3 separate regions of the Homo sapiens genome follow, and all the other regions are linked to region 3. Evidence: chromatin contacts called from ENCODE Hi-C or POLR2A ChIA-PET data. All regions are on one chromosome and are shown on one strand. Each heading gives the region's core, a stretch centred on a gene start or an enhancer-like site at or near the end of the contact. The rest is flanking DNA. Distances are from core to core; before and after follow the strand shown. Region 1 holds the start of DEGS1 (delta 4-desaturase, sphingolipid 1). Region 2 holds the start of LYPLAL1-DT (LYPLAL1 divergent transcript). Region 3 has its middle 37 kb from the start of DUSP10.

Region 1 (2,918 bases), core at 333-2,832, 2.4 Mb after region 3:
GCTTAAGCTCAGGTCAAGACTGAAGTGAGACATGAGGCCACCACTGCACTCCAGCCTGGGCAACAGAGCAGGACTCTGTCTCAAAAAAAACAAAACCCACTATAACCATAATACTATTATCACACTTAAGAAATTCATAATTCCTTAATATCATCACATATCCAATTGATATCTGAGTTCAATTATTTCATGTCAATGTTTTTAAACTATTTCAATCAGAATCTAAATGAGGTCAACACGTTGCAATTGGTTGGTATGTCTTTTAAACTCCTTTTAATCTACAGGTTTCTCTTTTTTTGCCTTGAGTTTCATTTATTAGAGAACCCAGACATTGTCCCATATAGTCTCCCAGAGTTGGATCTTGCTAGTTTCATCCCCACGGCCTAGTTTAACACATTCCTCTGTCCTTTCTATTTTCTTTTTTTTTTCTTGAGAGGGAGTCTCCGTCTGTCCCCCAGGCTGGAGTGCAGTGGCTCCGTCTCAGCTCACTGCAACCTCTGCCTCCCAGTTCGAGCGATTCCCCTGCCTCAGCCTCCTGAGTAGCTGGGATTACAGGCGCCTGCCACTACGCCCAGCTAATTTTTTTATATTTTTAGTAGAGACGGGGGTTTCACCATCCTGATCAGGCTGGTCTCGAACTCCCGACCTCAGGTGATGGACCCGCCTCTGCCTCACAGAGTGCAAGGATTACAGACGTGAGCCACCGCACCCGGCCAAATGTCCTTTCTATTTTCTATAAATTAACAGTCAGATCTAGGGGCTCGATCAGATTTGTGTGTGTGTGTGTGCCGTGTGCGCGTGCACAGCATGTTCTTTGACTAGGAGGCACACCTGCTTTGGTTATCTTCTTTTTGTAATCTTTAAGTTGCTCTTTGATGTAGACGTGGTAACTAATGTTGAAACAAAATTAGTTTCGTTTCAAAACCTTTCTTTCAGGAAGAGGTTGTGGTTGATTACTTCTGCGACAGGTAGATGCAAGGTTGAGCAATCATCTCTTAACAGAAGTGGTCACACTAGAATAATTCAAGCACAACAACAAATCCCACATCATCACCCCCTCTTAATAATGGTGTTTTCTTTTTACTTGATTAGCTTTTAATTGTCACGCACTCTGCATTTTTTCCCTGAGGTATTATTTCCAGAAGGCAGCGAAATATGACTCAATGGCTAATTTGCTTTTTAAAAATTAAACAAAACTTAGGCCAGCTGCCATTTAAGAAGGGCTCCGGGGCCTCCAGACTCGGTGTGACCGTAGCCGTGCCCGGTGCTCCCCTCGCGGAGGCGTTAGGGCGGCAGGTTTATCTCACTTGAGACCATTCCTTCCTTTTTCATCTTCTCCGGGCTCCGGCGCAGCAGGCCGCAGGGGCGGGCACTCGCAAGAACGCGGCATCCTGGATGGTGGCCGAGTCACCGAAGCTCAGAACCCCGCGTCCCAGAATCGCTGAGAGCCGGCCCCGCACGGGGGCCTGGGAGCGCCACGCGCCCTCCACCCAGAGAGGCAGGCGGGCGGGCCGGGGGGGGCGGGGCCTCGGGACTCCGCCCACGCCTCCGTCTCCTCCGCGCTCCGCCACAGCCGGCCGACACCACACCAGCCGGGGAGCCGCCGCCGCCGCCGCCACCTCTGAGCAGCCGGCTGGGAGCGAGAGCCGACAGCTAGTCTGCAAGCCACCGCTGTCGCCATGGGGAGCCGCGTCTCGCGGGAAGACTTCGAGTGGGTCTACACCGACCAGCCGCACGCCGACCGGCGCCGGGAGATCCTGGGTGAGGGCCAGCGGGCGCCCCGTTATGTGCGTGCGTGGCCTCCCGGCGCCGGGGCGCGCTCTCCCCTCGCGGGCCCTGCGCGGTCGTGGGCGCCGGAGGCCCGTTAGCAGCCTGCTCCCCGTCGCGTCCCGTCGCCGCTCGGGCCGCCAGCCCGCGGGTCAGCGCGGGAGAGGCTGGGCGAGGAGCGGGGGGAGGGACGGGTCCTCGGAGCCGCGCAGCTCCGACCCTTCCGCGAAGAGGCGCAGGCGCGTCCCCGAGCGCGGGAGTCCCCGCCAGGCCCACGCCGGCCGGTTGGGGCGAAGGGTGTCCCCGGCTGTGCCAGCCTTGAGTAGATCTTTTCGCTAGAAGATTCCTGTGCCCTCAGGTGGGCGCCCTTTCCTCTCACCACTCCCTCTCCTCCGGAGCGGGCCGAGGTGAGCGGGTGCCGGCCTTGGGGCTGCCTGAGTGCTAGGCAGGGTGTGGTCCTGGGCATCCTTGGGCCTACCAGCGAGCCCTGCTCAGGGTGTCGGGCGCCGGCGGGCAGTACTGGCGGGGGCGGCCGCAGTCCCGGCCTTGGGCCCGTTAAGGGGGCCGGCGTCCCTCCATATGCCCCCCGGGGCTTCTCGGACTTGATGGGCCCTGGTCGGTTCACGCCGCTTGTCCCATTGATCCTCACGACAAGCCTGGGACGTAAGAACGGCGGATTCGTAGGCATTTTTCATCCATCTCGGTTTTGTGGATGAAAAGACTGAAAATGGAAGACTTGCCAAATAAGGAAAATATGTGGCGTGGCCTGCTGGTCCCCTGACAGCTAATTGAGAGGCCTTAACTCTCCAGAGGATTCGGGCCTTCTGTGTTACATAGAGAATGCTCATCTCTCCCAGGCTACTCCTAATATGCTAGGGATTGTGTGGAATGCTTTACAAACATTACCCAATTTCATCCTCTTGGTAATTCTACTTGGTTGGTATTATCGCTGTTTTAAAAAATGAAATAAGAACGCGTGACTAAATGCTAGGGGGATTCTAATGCGCATTCGGTTGCCTCTTCCAGAGCACGTGTTTGTTTTTTGTTTGTTTGTTTTTTGAGACTGCACGTGTTTGTTTTTTGTTTGTTTGTTTGTTTGTTTTTTGAGACTGAGTCTCACTCTGTTGCTCATGCTGGAGTGCAGTGGCGCG
Region 2 (3,273 bases), core at 478-2,977, 2.6 Mb before region 3:
GTTCTAAGAGTAGAACTTAAAGCCTTCCCTGTATATCTCCAAGTGGTCTTTCCTAGTAGCACTGCCCTCTTCTCACCTGGCTAGGGAAGGTTATCTAGAACTCATACGGGGAAGGCAGGTCAAAAGACAGAGGTTTTTCTTTTAAGAATTGGCTATCAGAGCTCAGCCTACCCTAGTTTGTCCTCCTCAGGGACTTCACTTATACAACTCTCTGCTGCAGATCTATGGGCTTTGGAGAAATGACTCAGAATTTCTTTTTGATTTGGTTAACTAATGGCATGTAGGACCATTCTTGTTGATGGTATTGTTATTAATATAACACCATGATAGCTTAGAGCTGATTTTGGCAACTAATGTTGATAGTAAACAGTTTACTTACCTGTAAGTAGGGTGATTACCTGGAACAAATAAAAGGTAAGTTGTAATTGCTAAAATGTAATGCAGACTACAATGAATGGAAGGCCAGTGTTTAATGGTACTTAAGCTTTTACTGGGTTATTTTGTTGAATTTTACATGAGGCAAGAGCAACCTGCTGGGGCCACTGCCTTCAGTATTAAAAGATACCTATGTTTTGGACTTTATACAGGAAATAATTCCATTTCTTAGTATTTTTAAAATTATGGTAAAATACACATAAAATTTACTAGGTGTATAGTTCACTGGCAGTTATTAACACTGTTGTACAACCATCATCACTGTCCATTTTTAAAAATGTTTCACTATCTAAGCAGAAACTCTTGTACTCATTAAACAACAACCTCCCAACTCCCTCTTCCCTTAGTCCCTGGTAACCTCTAATTTCACTTTCTGTCCCTATGCATTTGCCAATTCTAGATATCTCATGTAAGTGGAATCATACAATTATTTGTCCTTTTGTGTCTGGCTTCACTCGGCATAATGTTTTCAAGGTTCATCCATGTTGTAGCATGTATCCGAATCACATTCTTTTTACAGGCTGAATAATATTCCATTCCAATATGTACATAGCACATTTGGTTTATCTCTCCATCTGTAGATGAACATTTGAGTTGTTTCCACTTTTTGGTACTTGTGAATAATGCTGCTACAGAACACTGAAGTACAAGTATTTGTTTGAGTCCCTGCTTTCATCTCTTTTGGGTATATACCTAGAAGTGGAACTGCTAGTACCTATGCTAAGTCAATGTTTAACTTGTTGAGGAGCCACCAAATTATTTCTATTGCCGCAACATCATTTTACATTCTGATCAGCTATGCACAAGGTTTCTAATTTCTACACATCTTTACTAATACTTATTTTCTGTTTTTTTGATAAGAGCCATTCTAATGGGTATATAAAGCAGAATCTCATTAAATTAGATTTGCTTTGTAAACTATTTATTAAAAATAAGAGACACGAAGAGAACTTATTATTATATGCTTCGCTTACCCTGTATATCAAGAGCTGCAAACATCCTGTGCGAGTCCCAAAGTGAAAGGTAAAATATGGTTCTATTAAATTTTAAACATAGTAACACGAATATTTCTCCAAATAAGGTAATCTTGAGTTTTGGGATTGCATTTAAAATTCCTACAGCAAATGCTCAGGATATAAACATATCCATTAGTCATTACAGAAGTCCACACGAGGCTGACACACGTAGAATACCATTATTAGCAAAACTAAACTCAGTACAGTTACAACTGCCTCAAACTTGACCCCAAAGTATTGAAAGCTCCTCAGAGAGCGGGCCAGCAGCGCTGCGCATGCGCGCTCCCGGGCGTGCTCCCGCGCGTGCCTGCGTATTTGCGTGCGCGGCCCCGCGCGGCAACGCAGGGGCGGAACCGCATGACTGGCAGTGGCATCAGCGATGGCGGCTGCGTCGGGGTCGGTTCTGCAGCGCTGTATCGTGTCGCCGGCAGGGAGGCATAGCGCCTCTCTGATCTTCCTGCATGGCTCAGGTGGATTTCAATTTTACGTCCTGGTTTTCTACAGCTCGGGAAACATCCTCCCCTCGGTTACCCCAGTATTGCCCAAGTGGAGGTGTCGCCGGGCCCAAATAGGGCCCAGTGGGTGGCTCCCCCGTCGCCAGCCCCGGCTGTAGATGCACGGGCAGCGCCACCTGCCCCCAGCCTCCCCCGTTAGTCTTCCTCTTTCTATCGGGCGGTCACTGGTCCACCACCCTCGCTTTGGGGCCTTGTGTCCCGCCGCTCAGCCAGCCCTCCATCCCCACAACACACCTCCCCATTCCTCGCCCCAAGTTTAAACAGAGCAAGTTAGTAAGGTAAGTCTTCTGCTAGAGGGAAATTATTTAGTGTTTTTCATTATCAGCTACTAGTGATTTTTCAGTCGTAATTGCCCATTGCTTTTTCCAGGCTCCCATACTAATGTAGACAATTGAGATTCACAGTTAACTTAGATACTGTTTACAGATTATCTCTTTTCTGTAAGCCACTGTGCCATGGCTGGAGTGCTTTCTCTCACTTTCCTTTTTGCTGCTTCTCTTTCCTTCCTTTCCCTTTCCCGCCTGTGTCATTAAACTTCCAAGATAGACTACAGGGGCAGGACCCCCAGGGACAGGCATCTTCCACTACCTGCCCTTAGTAACGTGTGCTTAATGCTGTATCGTTACTTAACACTCATCTGTAATCACTTTTGTCTGTCTTCCCCACTGGATTGTGAACTTCCCACTGGATTATGAGAGTAAGGGCCCTTGTGTCAACCTTTGCACCCCCAGTGCTTGGCCCAGGGTAAGCTCTCAGGAAATGTTTTTTAAAGAAATGAGATGCAGCCGGTGTCCTCAGGGGGCCTACCTAAAGTTAAAAACAAAAACAATCCAATTAGTTTGAGTCAGCAGTGCATGGAAGATCACAAGACGGTGCATGGTTTCCTGCCAAGTGAATTGTAAGAGAAAAAAATGTGGTTAGGCATTATTAAGGCATTTGGAAGATGAAAAGCTTGTCAGACTTTTCGAAGAAAGTGGTCTTTGAGCCGAGACGGGTAGGCTTAAATGGGACGGTGATTGGAAGGGAATTGGAAAGGTACTGGGCAGAGACCTGGAAAAGGGCAATTGTGGGAGGTATTCTCTTTATTTTGAAAATGAGGCCAGACAGGTTCAGCAGCTTGGCCAAGGTCTCTTAGCTGTTACTGTGAGTAGTGGCGGATTTGGGATTAGAACCCAAAGCTCTCCGACCTCAAACTCAGGGCTTTGGTGGGGTAAGGTGAAAAAGTTTGAACTAGGATATATTGTTTTGGAGATAGGGAAGAAGAGGTCCAATAGTGTTTAAAGGGAAAGACGGCATATATTTAGAAG
Region 3 (3,207 bases), core at 169-2,668:
TCAGAAGCTGTGCTTAGGCTTTCAGTCAATAGGCAACCTCTTTGGGGATAAAAGAACCATCTTATTCACAATGGCTTGCTGTACAAAAAAAATTAGAATAAAAGAATTATTTAATTCGTTGATTTATTCACTACTTTTTAGCATTTATGATGTGCTCAGCAGTGAGTTGTGTGCTTATAGAGGGTGGTGGAATGAGCGGCGGTAATATAAGAAAGTACTTGAAATTTGATGCTGCTTTTAGGGGAAGCCAATGTGGCCACTTCTGCTTTCTTATTGACTATTGGAAATGTAGTACAGTACTAGTAATTGTACTCTGGAATGGGCCAGTGGAAGCCAATTCGGAAAAAGCGGTCCAAGGAAGACTATAATGCTTGGAAGGAGAAGGGGAAAATGACAGAGGAAAAGAAGAGAAAAGATGGAGAGAGAGAAAGAGAAGAGAGAAAAAAGAAATTATAACTTCTTCCACCTTTAAGGAAGTGATGAGCCCACATATAGCCCAGGTGATTTTGAGCTAAATATAAAGCTTGTGAATTCCCCCCAGTGCCCAATTTGGCCCCTAGAGGTGGAGACAAGTTCAGTGGCCACAAAACCAGAGACTCTAAGTTCATAGAAGGGAGGAGAGAATGGTAGATGTGTGGGAGCAGGGAATTTACCTGCTTCCTGTTTCGGCCCCTTTTGCTAAAGTGAAATGCTGTGGTTTTGCTGGTTATACTTGTTAATACAATTCCCTCCCCTTGCAGGATATGTGTGTGGTAACGGCACCATCTGGGTTAGCGAAATAGATACTCCGAGGTATAACACACTAAACACAGCAGGATGTTTATAAAATTCTTAATCTGGGCCCTTTGGACCACCAAGAATAGACATAGAGATTATACAAGCAAATTACTAAATCAGGCTGAAACCAGACATATAAGCATTTTCATAAATACTTAAAAATTTACCTATACCACGAGAGGCCAACTCTCAGACCATTCTCTGAGAAATACTAGACCACCCTGAGATGCTGGTACCTTAAGCACACATTGTCTCTTCTTGTTATGTGGTCATCACCACCAGGATATCCGCCCCTCTCCTGCCCTGAACATCTAGAGCAATTTGGCTGGGCACAGTGTTCTTTCCAGAACATTTGATTGCTATACTTACATAAGGAGAAAACTCTATTTTCATTTGAAGACTTCAGACCTCCTTCACAAAGTGATACTGCAGTGAGGAAAAAATGCAAACTGAGGAGCCACGAAAGCTTGCAGCTGAAACAGTGGGGTCTTAGACAAATGATTTTGCCTCCTCATCTGTACCACAATAATAAGAAAGTTCATCCGACAGAAGTATTTGAAAAAAGCATCTGCTTTCATGTCTGGCACATAGTAGGCATTCCAAGAAGGCTAGTAGCTCTTACCCACGCCCCTTTTGAGGTGATTTTCGCTTACAACCAAGCCAGAAGGAAGTCATAAAGCTCACGGGCCTTACATAGAGAGGAAGCATCAGAGAGTTCTCACTCACAGCCCTCACTGCTCAGTGCAGGAGCCGCCCCAGTTGACAGGACTCACTTCCTCTGTCTACACTCCCAAACCTTCTGTGCCCAGCAGTGTGTGCACATCTGTCTACACTGAGCTCTAACCAGAGTGCCTGGTTGGGGTCATGACCTGGCTCATTCAGCAGCATGAGCTGGAAAGGACTTTGGCTAATAGGACACCTGGTATCCAATAAATTCCCCACCCTGTATTTGTGACTGCTAAAAAGCCGAGTACAGATGATAGGCAATTCATTTTGATGGTAAAGAGTGGCCCGTTCAGGGGAGAAAAAGGGAGTCCCCTAAAGAGACCCTGGGTGCTCAATGCCAGGAGCAGAGTGAGCTTGTGTACGGGATGTGTGCTAAGGATGTGTATAGCATGGTGAGTTACATTTTTAAAAAATCACAAAAAATGTACAGGTCTAGGGCTGAAAGTTCTTAGAGCTGCCTCACAAGAGTTGAGGTCCTTTCCCATTGTTTGCAATCTCAGATTGGTTCTTCTTCCCAGGGGCACATGGCACATAGCACTTTGGTGATGGGGACTGCTTTGCTGATGTCAGGGTCAAGGGGTGCATGGACCATGGGCAGAGTGCTGGGCTCAGCCAAATGGTTCTGGGTAGGTCTTGCCTCTTGTAGCTTCAGTTTTCTCTTTTGTCTGGTGAAGTTATTACGAAAACTCATCTCTAGCCTTGGCTTATGGGATAATATTCTTGATAGGACTTTGAAAATTTGAGATTTTGATAGAAGTGTAAGGGAGCAATTTTTTAGATTGGTTCTATGTGCCAAGGGGGAGAGGGCAAACAAAGGCACATTGGGGTGCTGGTTATGAGTTTGCTTGCACACTCGCAGTGTTCTCTTCCCTGGTCTGGGGCATTGTGTCTGTTCACACAGTTGAAAACCAATGGTGGCCGTGGGCAGCCCTGGACCTCCTAAGGACACAAGGCGAAACCAACCACCTAGCCACAAAACAGACGCAACCAGAGCCTAGCTAGCTCTCCAGCCTCTGGGCTCTCCCTGCATGGACGGCCACTCTACCTACCTCTAAGACCTATCTGGGCTTGGAAAAGGAAGCTCCTGAGCAGCCTCAGCCCTGATGGTGAACTCAGCATCAAGCCACAGCTTCTATCAGTCAGCCTGGAGAAAGCAGGCCCAGAGATGCACATTAGGATCCTGCCTGGCTCACAAATTCCTCTGCAGTGAAGTGACAGGAGTCAAGCTAGTATTGCAGCCTGAGTCATGTCACCTCCCTTGCAGGTTTCCTTAAGGTCATGAGTCTCCTGTGCATGGATTCATAATCCATGATCCAGTTTGAGTAAGTTGGCCCATGGTTTAGGCTTTGGTCCCCAAGCTTCTGTTTTGATATCTGTCTGCTATTCCCTGTCCTTCCCCTGCAACAATCCCATCCTCAAATCCAGTTTTCCTGCATTTCCAAATAGCACCTTCTCCGCTATGGTAGACAGCTTCAAGGTAGTCCCCACTCATCCTCACCTTGAAGCCATACCCTTGAGCAGTTTGCTCTCACATTCACTCGGGGTGACCTGTGTGACCACAGTAGCATGCAGCTGACGTGACAATGTACAACCTCTGAGGTGAGGTCATGGGAGATGTCGCGGCTTCTGTCTTGTGCCCTTGGACCCATCCCCCTGGGGAAACCAGCCACCTTGCCATCAGCCCCAGCAGCCTTGTGGGAGGTT

Evidence for each region. Hi-C counts contacts between places; a loop is a spot of excess contacts on that map. ChIA-PET counts read pairs that join two places held with the same protein, here RNA polymerase II (POLR2A). Pooled maps may share reads with other maps.
Region 1: a loop to region 3 is called in a map with no recorded cell type, with 11 times the contacts of the local background. The contact joins the promoter of DEGS1 here to the enhancer-like site in region 3. A Hi-C loop is called at or near these places in 1 of 37 single-sample maps with no recorded cell type and 4 of 50 pooled maps. POLR2A ChIA-PET finds 5 or more read pairs at or near these places in 1 of 52 experiments (T-cell).
Region 2: a loop to region 3 is called in a pooled map, with 4 times the contacts of the local background. The contact joins the promoter of LYPLAL1-DT here to the enhancer-like site in region 3. A Hi-C loop is called at or near these places in 2 of 37 single-sample maps with no recorded cell type and 2 of 50 pooled maps.

What each region holds. Positions count from the first base shown.
Region 1 is chr1:224,181,658-224,184,575 of GRCh38, forward strand. DEGS1 (delta 4-desaturase, sphingolipid 1) reads left to right here and starts at 1,583. Exons shown (of 3, transcript NM_003676.4): 1 at 1,583-1,761. The coding sequence starts at 1,680. RefSeq lists enhancers at 759-908, 762-1,592, 1,169-1,258, 1,593-2,422 and silencers at 1,409-1,608, 1,709-2,088, 2,249-2,328.
Region 2 is chr1:219,172,061-219,175,333 of GRCh38, forward strand. It overlaps LYPLAL1-DT (LYPLAL1 divergent transcript), which reads right to left and starts at 1,728. Exons shown (of 5, transcript NR_038845.1): 1 at 1,410-1,728. It overlaps LYPLAL1 (lysophospholipase like 1), which reads left to right and starts at 1,818. Exons shown (of 5, transcript NM_138794.5): 1 at 1,818-1,921. The coding sequence starts at 1,831. RefSeq lists enhancers at 1,649-1,698, 1,779-2,108.
Region 3 is chr1:221,777,258-221,780,464 of GRCh38, forward strand. No RefSeq gene overlaps it. Among named protein-coding and RNA genes, the nearest start is that of DUSP10, 37 kb to the left of the region's middle. RefSeq lists enhancers at 313-402, 473-522, 553-602, 1,653-1,702. Within about 2 kb of position 1,419, at least 8 of the 41 ENCODE cell types and tissues checked have a DNase peak (open chromatin) inside an H3K27ac peak, as active enhancers do.